Linked DNA regions of Homo sapiens: region 2 is linked to region 1. Evidence: chromatin contacts called from ENCODE Hi-C or POLR2A ChIA-PET data. All regions are on one chromosome and are shown on one strand. The core of a region is the stretch at or near the end of the contact, and the rest is flanking DNA. Distances in the headings are between cores, read along the strand shown. Region 1 holds the start of VLDLR-AS1 (VLDLR antisense RNA 1). Region 2 holds the start of KDM4C (lysine demethylase 4C).

Region 1 (3,747 bases), core at 1,123-3,622:
GGATGAGCCAAGTTTACTTTCCATGCCAACCAGTTTCCTACCTCCAGGTCTATTACTACCACCAGTACCACCAACCCACTTCTCACAATGAGGGAATTTTCTTTCTATTCTTAGGCTAGTTGCTAGCCATATATGAATAGCTCTCAAAAAACCTTGGTTCTTTTAGACTCTGGCCTTAAAGAATATATCATACCACAGATCTTAATCTTGACTACTTAGGCTGAAGGAAAATGTCCCAGAACCCCCAGGAATTGTGCAATCAGGTATACCAACTTCTTGTTAGCCTTAAGTTCCTTGCCAGAGTCTCAGTGTTCACCTGTCTTGTCCAGGAGTATTGTGGAACAGCACCATGTGCCAGTGGACAGAAGGGGTATGTGTAGAAGCTCCAGGGTAGAAAGTCAGCCCACATGCCCTGAGACTTTGAACTTAAGACAGATGCCGGTTGGGATTGGTTTAGGGTCAATAACTGCCTCAGCCCAAATTTCCTCCAGTTCTGGAAGAATCTGCTTCCTCTCCTTTGAAGAATTTGTTTTTCCATTGTTCATGGCATGTCAAATATTTCACATGTGACAAAGTGAAAAGGATCCTCACCTGCCCAATACAAGGTGAACATCTGGCTTTGACTAACTCATGTCAGTAGTTTAGGTGCATTCCTAGCATTCTATAAGGTAAAGTTAACCTCTAGTGGAAGGGACATGCAGCAAAAACGAAACTTTTCTCTCACCTTCCTGGATAATTGTCCCTCCTTCTGGTATACCTTAGCGTTTTGAAATGTTACAAAAGGCATAATGCAAGTCATGGCACTATACTGAGAAATCGTTTAATAAGTTAGTATTACTCATCTATTAATGATTAATGCTAGCGTTTGGAAACTCTTGTAAGCAGAGCTTTTCTAGGCTCTCAGGCTTGTTACACATCAGATTCCATGTTCACTACACATTCGTCCTCTTCAAAGAGTCCAGGCAGGGGAAGGCATTTGAGAGAACAGCCCGTAAGAGCCTGTGGAGTCTCCTACTTTCCATTGAAAATAACACTGCCCATGCTGCCCACTTAAGAGTCCGCGGAACCATGTGACCAACCTAAACGTGATCGCACCGCTAACCAATCGCAGAGGGCGGAAAGGCCAGTCCCAGTTCACACGCTCCGGACAGTGGCAACCAAAGGGCAGGGGCATTCGGAGACGTAAAAACCCCAGGCGCTGCCCGACAGGCTCCTTGACCACATGCTTTAAAGTTCGCTCTCACTTCAGGAGCACGTGACTGCAGGCCGGCAGGGCCCCTGAAGCCACCCGGCGACGGGAGCCAGGGACTCTGGAACGGGTGTTAAGGGCCTGGGCGGCTTTCAGTCCCAATTCCCTGCAGCTGGCAAGCAAGCCCCTCGGCGTCACATCTGAAGATCACTTCGGGGACGCGCTAGGATTCCGACTGAGTCCTCTCAGAAAGGCTTCCTGTCGCCTGTCCAGGAAAGTTACGAGGCCCCAAGTGGGAACGTGGCTGACGACCAGGCGGGGCCCCCAGGCCCCCGCGGCAGAGTCTGGGGACCCGACAGTAGTCACCGCCGCCCTTCCCAACAAGACAGGGCCACACGCTCGCTCTCGCGCTGCTCCTTTGAGCTATTGTGTAGAATGAAGGCTAATTACAGTCACTAGCCTAGGACTCAATTCCTCTCGAGGAAACGTCACCGGGAAGGAGGGTCAGCAAACTAACCTGATTAAGTCTCCCCTCCACTCCCCCTCCGCGTTCAGCTACACGGGAGACCCGAGCGGTTTCCAAACGCCGCCCGAGGCGGGGAAAAGGGAGAGGAGAAGCGCCCAGAGCAGAGTCCTGCGTAAAGCCCCGCCGCTCCCCTACCCCGCACGCCGGAGAGGCGGCCCCGCGCCGGGGGAGTCGCAGTCCGGGTGCCCTCGGCTCCGCGGAGCCTCCCGGCCGCCGCCCACCGAACGTGCGCCAGCTCGCGGCCGCCGGAAGACTCTGAAGCCCGGCCGGCCCCTGGCGCTCCGCGTCCCCGGAGGCGCTCACCTTCTCCCCCCGTCCGCTCCCGCACTCCCCGGGGTTCGAGGGTGCGCCCGAGGCTGCCGCACACGTCTTGGCCCTCTGCCTCCTTCCCAACACTGCGCCTGGCAGAGGAGGCAGAACCATTGTTCAATGCTCAGAAGCCCACGCACCTCGGCGCCCGTCAAGAGGGCGAGAAACGAGGCGAAGCAGCGGCTCTGGGGGAGGCGGAGTGAGGGGCAGAAGACTAGTTCAGGCGAGGCGTCGGGGCACCCCGAACCCCGCTGTTCCCCAAGCCCGGCTCCCTTTAGCCTCGGCGCTGACAGCTCAGAGGCGCCACCACGGAGGGGAGGGAGGGAAGGCGAGGAGAACCGAGAGGCGCCTCCTAGGAGGCGGGTGGGCAAACGGAGACCTACGCCTCGGGGTCTCCCGGTGCCCCGGCTGGGTCCCGCCCGCCGGCGGAGGGGCGCGTCCTCACTCACCGGTTCCGGTGGCGCCGCTCTCCCGGGGCGCCCAGCACAGCGCGAGCAGCAGCCAGAGCGCCCAGAGCGCGGACGTGCCCATGGTGCCCGCCTGGATGGTGCCGCCGCCGCCGCCGCCGCCGCCGTTCGCTCCGCACGACAAGTTACCAGTCCTTCCGAAAGGAGGAAGAAGGTGGGGGCGGGGAGGGGAAAGGGGGAGAAGGAGGGGAAGGAGTTGGCGGGGGAAGGGAGCGGGGAAGAAGAGGGCACCCCCTCCCCTACAACTTGCACAGTCTCCTCCCCACCCACCCAGCCACCTCCCCGGGCTGCAGCAGCAGTGCAAGCCGAGCCTGCGGGCAGAAAATAATGCAGGCGCTGCAGAGGAGGGGAGGCAAGGGGAGAGGAGGGAAGGGAGAGGGGGTGGGGAGCCGAGAGCAGAAGAGAGCACAGAACGGAGAGGAGCCGGTAGCGGAGCACCCGCACCGGCGGCGGCCGGAGAGCGGGGTGAGCAGCGGGGAGGGGGCCGGAGGGGGCGTGGTCAACGGGAGGCGCGGCGGGCGGGCGGGAGCGCGGCGGCTTCGGCCCTCCTTTCCCTCGACGCGCTCCTCTTGCACGCGCCGGGCAGCCGGGTGCCCGCGCGGGGAGCGTGCGAGTGTGAGCGTGCGTGAGTGACCGCGGTCGTGGTCGTGGCTGCCGCCGCCGCCACCCGGACCGCTCTAGGGGCCCGGCTGCTCCGCGCGTTCGCCTGGGGCTCACGGGGGCCCGGGGCGACCGCTGGTTGGCTCGCGCGCCGCCCTCGCCTCCAATCCCGGGTGCCTGTCCTAATTTCCTGATCCAGGGAACCTGCCGCCGCAGCGGCTGTGCGCTCCCTACAGTCATTACTGTACCCTCCCGGCAGCCTCCGGCAGAACACGCAGCAGCAGCAGCAGTTAGCGCTGATGCAACTATCGTTGCTGTTGCCACCGCCTCCCCACTGACGGGGCGTGCACCTGGGGGGTACTTGCAGTTTCCAGGGGCAACAAGCATCTCTCTACCACCCTCTCCTGCGCCCCTGAGAGAGGCTGGTAGGTAGCATCTTCTTCGGGCCTCCTCTATCCACTCAGAAAGTGATGAAGCGGAGGGGCTCCAAACGTTTGGGCTGCTCAAAAGTGGGGTTTGGGATGCCGGTCTCAATCGCACGCTGAGATGCCGTTTTGCCGAAAACTAAATGTGTCTTTAAGTGAGAGAGTGTGTATGTTTGAAAGAGAGTGCGCGCGGTTGTGGCTGGTCCTCTGTAATAGAACAAGACTGAAATA
Region 2 (4,270 bases), core at 1,724-4,223, 4.1 Mb before region 1:
ACTGGAGAACTGAAGTTGGCAGTGGAATAGGGAAAGATCAACAGGCCCCTTCAAGGCTTGAAAGAGTATCACCAAGCCAGGCACGGTGGCTCACGCCTGTAATCCCAGCACTTTGGGAGGCTGAGGTGGGCAGATCACGAGGTCAGGAGATCGAGACCATCCTGGCTAACACAGTGAAACCCCATCTCTACTAAAAATAAAAAAAAAATTAGCCAGGCATGGTGGTGGGTGCCTGTAGTCCCAGCTATTCAGGAGGCTGAGGCAGGAGAATGGTGTGAACCCAGGAGGCGGAGCTTGCAGTGAGCAGAGATCGTGCCACTGCACTCCAGCCTGGGCAACAGAGTGAGACTTCGTCTCAAAAAATAAATAAATAAATAAATAAATAAATAAATAAATAAATAAAAAAGAGTATCACCCAAGACTAACTATCCCTCCTTACGCATGCAGTCATTCAACAGATGTTTAACCTAGCAATTACATTATATATATATATATATATACCCAAGAGTAGAGAAAACACGCGTCCACACAAAAACTAGTTCACAAATATTCATAGCATTACTCAGCCAAAAGCAGAGATAACACAAATGTCTACCAACTGATGAATAAACAAAATGTGATGTATCCATAATAGAATATTAGCCATTAAAAGGAATGAAGTACTGATACAGGCTGCAACATGGATGAACCTTAAAAAACATTATGCCAAGTGAAAGAAGTCACTCACAGAAGACCAGATAGTGTATTATTCCATGTATATAAAATGTCCAGAATAGCCAAATCTATTGAGACAGACAGCAGATTAGTGGTTGCCTAGGGACAGAAGGGGATAGAATTGGAGGGAACTAGGCAATGACAGCTAATAGGAACAGAGCTTCTTTTGGGGATTAAAAAAATTCAAAAATTCATTGTGGTGATGGTTGCACAAGACTATTCATTTACTAAAAGCTTTTATTTATTTATTTATTTATTTATTTATTTATATTTTTACTTTTTTTTTTTTTTGAGATGGAGTCTCAGTCTGTCACCCACGCTGGAGTGCAGTGGTGCCATCTCGGCTCACGGCAACCTCCACTTCCAGGATTCAAGTGATTCTCTTGCCTCAGCTGGGATTACAGGCGCCTGCCACCATGCCTGGCTAATTTTTGAATTTTTGGTACAGACGAGGTTTCGCCATTTTGGCCAGGCTGGTCTTGAACTCCTGACCTCAGGTGATACACCCGCCTCGGCCTCCCAAAGTGTTGGGATTACAGGCAGGAGCCACGGCGCCGGGTCTGATTTTCAACTTTAGAAAAGCAACTGACTAAAGTCTGTTAATAAAAAGAAATAAGTCTTCGGTTTAAATTGTACTGTATTACCAAGTTTGCGGGATACTGTAAAGCTTATGTGAAAACTTTTCATAACACTGAAATTGGGAGAAAAAGCACCTAAAAAACCCGAACAACCGTGTAATCCGTTCCAAAACAAACTATGGGCGGGTTGCGCGGAGGCCAGCAAGGTAAGAAAGCAAGCGATAATCGCAAAGCAGAGCCGACTGCTTCCTAATAAAAAATGGACCTTTAAAAATTAAAACCACTAGTTTTCAACCACAACACTTCGAAATGAGAATATTAGTCACCGTTGCCATAGAAACAGTAAAGCCAAGCTGCCCGGAATTTAGACATTTTTTTAAATACCGCAAACTGAAATGGGTGAAAATAGGGCAGAGTTTAGTGTGAACCTAAGTGGCCGGAACCTACTAGTAACTTTCACCAGGATAAAAGTGACTCTGCTTTTCTAACCTACATTTCCGAACAGTGCTTTATAAATCACCTCTCGGGGTTAGTTTATCAAGCGCAAAAAAAAGTTTACCTTGTCTCTTCCGGAAGAAGGAACCTGACAAAACCCCTCCCGGTAGTATTGCCCACAATCAGAGCCAGCCAGCGCAGGCTTGCACCGCGCAGCAAAGGGGGAGCCCAGCATCAAGTCCACGCGGAAAGCATCTGAATCCCGGCTGCTGGCTTTACTGGCGGAGCACAGAGGAAAACCCCAAGCTCCTGCCTACAGCCCCGGCCTGTCTGGCTCCCTCCTCCACGTCCCCACTCCACGCCACGTTCTGTGCCTGGCAGTCCACGCGCCCTAATCCAACTCGCATTTATTTAAGCACCCGCCGTCTACACCGCATCATGGTTCCTCCAGGCACTGCAGGAAGAAATGGCCCCATGCCGGGGGAAAGAAACACCAAAAGGACAGCCGCGAGGGCTGAAGACGACCCCGAATGACGGGATGACTGCCTGCAACGGGTGGTCAGGAGAGGAGCTCCCACCCTCACCCCGCGGGTCGTGACACTCCCAGGGAAGGGAGGGCCCCGAGGGGTGCACCAGGCCCGGCCTTCCTGGAGTCCGCCACAGCCGACTGGCGGCGTTAAGAGGTCCGCATCCCAGGACCGCCCGAGCGCTCCTCTGCCCCAAGGAGGCGACCCCGACTCCGGATCCCGGGAAAACGGCGAGCGCGGGTACCGAACCTCGGTAAGGGCCGGAGCGGGCTGTCACCGGCCCCCGCATCCCTCCCCTGCGGCCGCGGCCGGCCGCTCCCTCCCCAGCTTGACAGTCGCTGCAGTCACGGACGGAGCGTCTCTGCCCCAGCGTCGCCGCTCGCCCGGACGCCCGCACCCCCGTGCCCCACGCGGAGGGGGGCAGTGCCGGGAAGACCTCTCCGGACCCTCCCCCCGCCCTGGCCCCCAGACTCCGGAAAAGCGGTTACCTGGCGCGCGGGTTGGGGCGAGAGCACGACTCGGTGGAGGAGGAAGAGAAGACAGTGGCCTCCGGCCCAGGGAGATTTGGGAAATTTGGGAGACTTGTTCCGCACTAGGTGACAGCTGTTCGCTGCGCACGCGCACAGGACCCCGGCCGCCCGATCACTGCGCCGCGCCTCACCCTCCCGTCGAGGGGGTGGGTGGGAGGCAGCGGCGAAGGCGCGCGCACCGCCGGCTCTCCCTGCGCGAGGGCGCGCGCGCCGTCACGTGACCGCTGGGGCCCGCACTTGGTGAGTCACGTGGGCTTACAAACAGCTTAAAGGTGCCCGGCACGCTCTTGCTTTGGGCTCAACTTCCGCGCTGTGGTTAACTTAGGCTTGCTGGCGCGCATCTTCTTGTCCTTTGGACACAGGCATATCCCATTCTTTCCGGAGGGGAAAGATACTCGCGTAGAAGGAGAAAACAGGTGCACAGAACCTTGCCCGGAAGCGCTGGCTGGGGTCCCGCAGGGCTGGACCTGATGTAGTCCACGCGCCACACGTCCTCCTGGGCGCCGACGCGCACCTATGGCGGCCTCCGACGCGCGGACGTCAGCGTGGCGTTACCGGGGTGGAGCCTCGGAATGTACTGGAGAGCCTGGCGAGAAAGTCGGGGCTCGCAGCTCTCCGGCGATGACAGCGCTGTGTTCCCGTTCTCCCTTCACCCGGTGGCCGGGACCACTGAGCCTCCTTCCCACAATGGGAGATCCCGAATAGGCGAAGAGTATCTTCGTGTCCCAACCCTTTAACAACTACCGCGCAGGAGCGTGTCAGCCTCTGGAAGCAAAACTGTCCGGTGTTGAGTCACCTACACCCAGCACGTCCCGCCCCGACCCGCCCAAGTGTGCTCTTAAGATAGGGAGGCACAAAGGTGACCCCAATAGGAATCCTGGGCTGGCGGTCCCTCAGAAACTAGAGTTGATAACAGTTTGGCCAGAACTGAAGTGACTAGAAATGCAGGTGCCTCCAGCGTCTGAGACTAGATAAGTTAACTTCCTACAACTTGTTGCTTTTCCTCTGTAACTCCGCCTTCCGAGGTGTCAGAAGGAACCAACCAGACCTTAAGCCCCTGTACTGCCAAAGACAGATGGTTGAGCATCAGATGTTTTGCAAAGCTGAATGATTTTTTTTTTAAACTTCCTACAGAGCTCCCAGCTGGGTCCCTTGTGGCGTTTTCTCTAACGTCTTAGCTAAGAAAGATTGGGCATATCTTCACACCAGTGAGCAAAGTTGGGCTAATATGCTGAATTTTCTGTTACATTATACTGATAACAGAATTTTAAAAATATATCGACACCGCTTACCACGCGCTTGAACTCGTTTCTCACTGGGGTGAACATTGTGAGGACAGATGGAATGTGATTAATTGAGCTAAGGCTAACGGGATTATTGGGTCACCATATTTCTTTAGTTGTTAAAAACAAAGTTCCGCTACACACACAGACACACTCTTTTTTGAGACGGAGTCTTGCTGTGTCGCCCAGTTTGGAGTGCAATG

The links. A loop is a pair of places that touch in the nucleus more often than their neighbours do. ChIA-PET counts read pairs that join two places held with the same protein, here RNA polymerase II (POLR2A). Pooled maps may share reads with other maps.
Region 2: a loop to region 1 is called in a pooled map, with 7 times the contacts of the local background. The contact joins the promoter of KDM4C here to the promoter of VLDLR-AS1 in region 1. A Hi-C loop is called at or near these places in 6 of 50 pooled maps. POLR2A ChIA-PET finds 5 or more read pairs at or near these places in 2 of 52 experiments (GM10248 and GM12878).

Annotation. Positions count from the first base shown.
Region 1 is chr9:2,620,998-2,624,744 of GRCh38, reverse strand. VLDLR-AS1 (VLDLR antisense RNA 1) reads left to right here and starts at 2,372. Exons shown (of 4, transcript NR_015375.2): 1 at 2,372-2,645. It overlaps VLDLR (very low density lipoprotein receptor), which reads right to left and starts at 2,958. Exons shown (of 19, transcript NM_003383.5): 1 at 2,474-2,958. The coding sequence starts at 2,555. RefSeq lists silencers at 1,824-1,913, 1,924-2,013, 2,284-2,553, 3,164-3,243 and an enhancer at 3,122-3,416.
Region 2 is chr9:6,756,676-6,760,945 of GRCh38, reverse strand. KDM4C (lysine demethylase 4C) reads right to left here and starts at 2,973. Exons shown (of 22, transcript NM_015061.6): 1 at 2,743-2,973. RefSeq lists enhancers at 1,660-1,879, 3,080-3,439, 4,171-4,270 and silencers at 2,540-2,709, 2,800-3,039.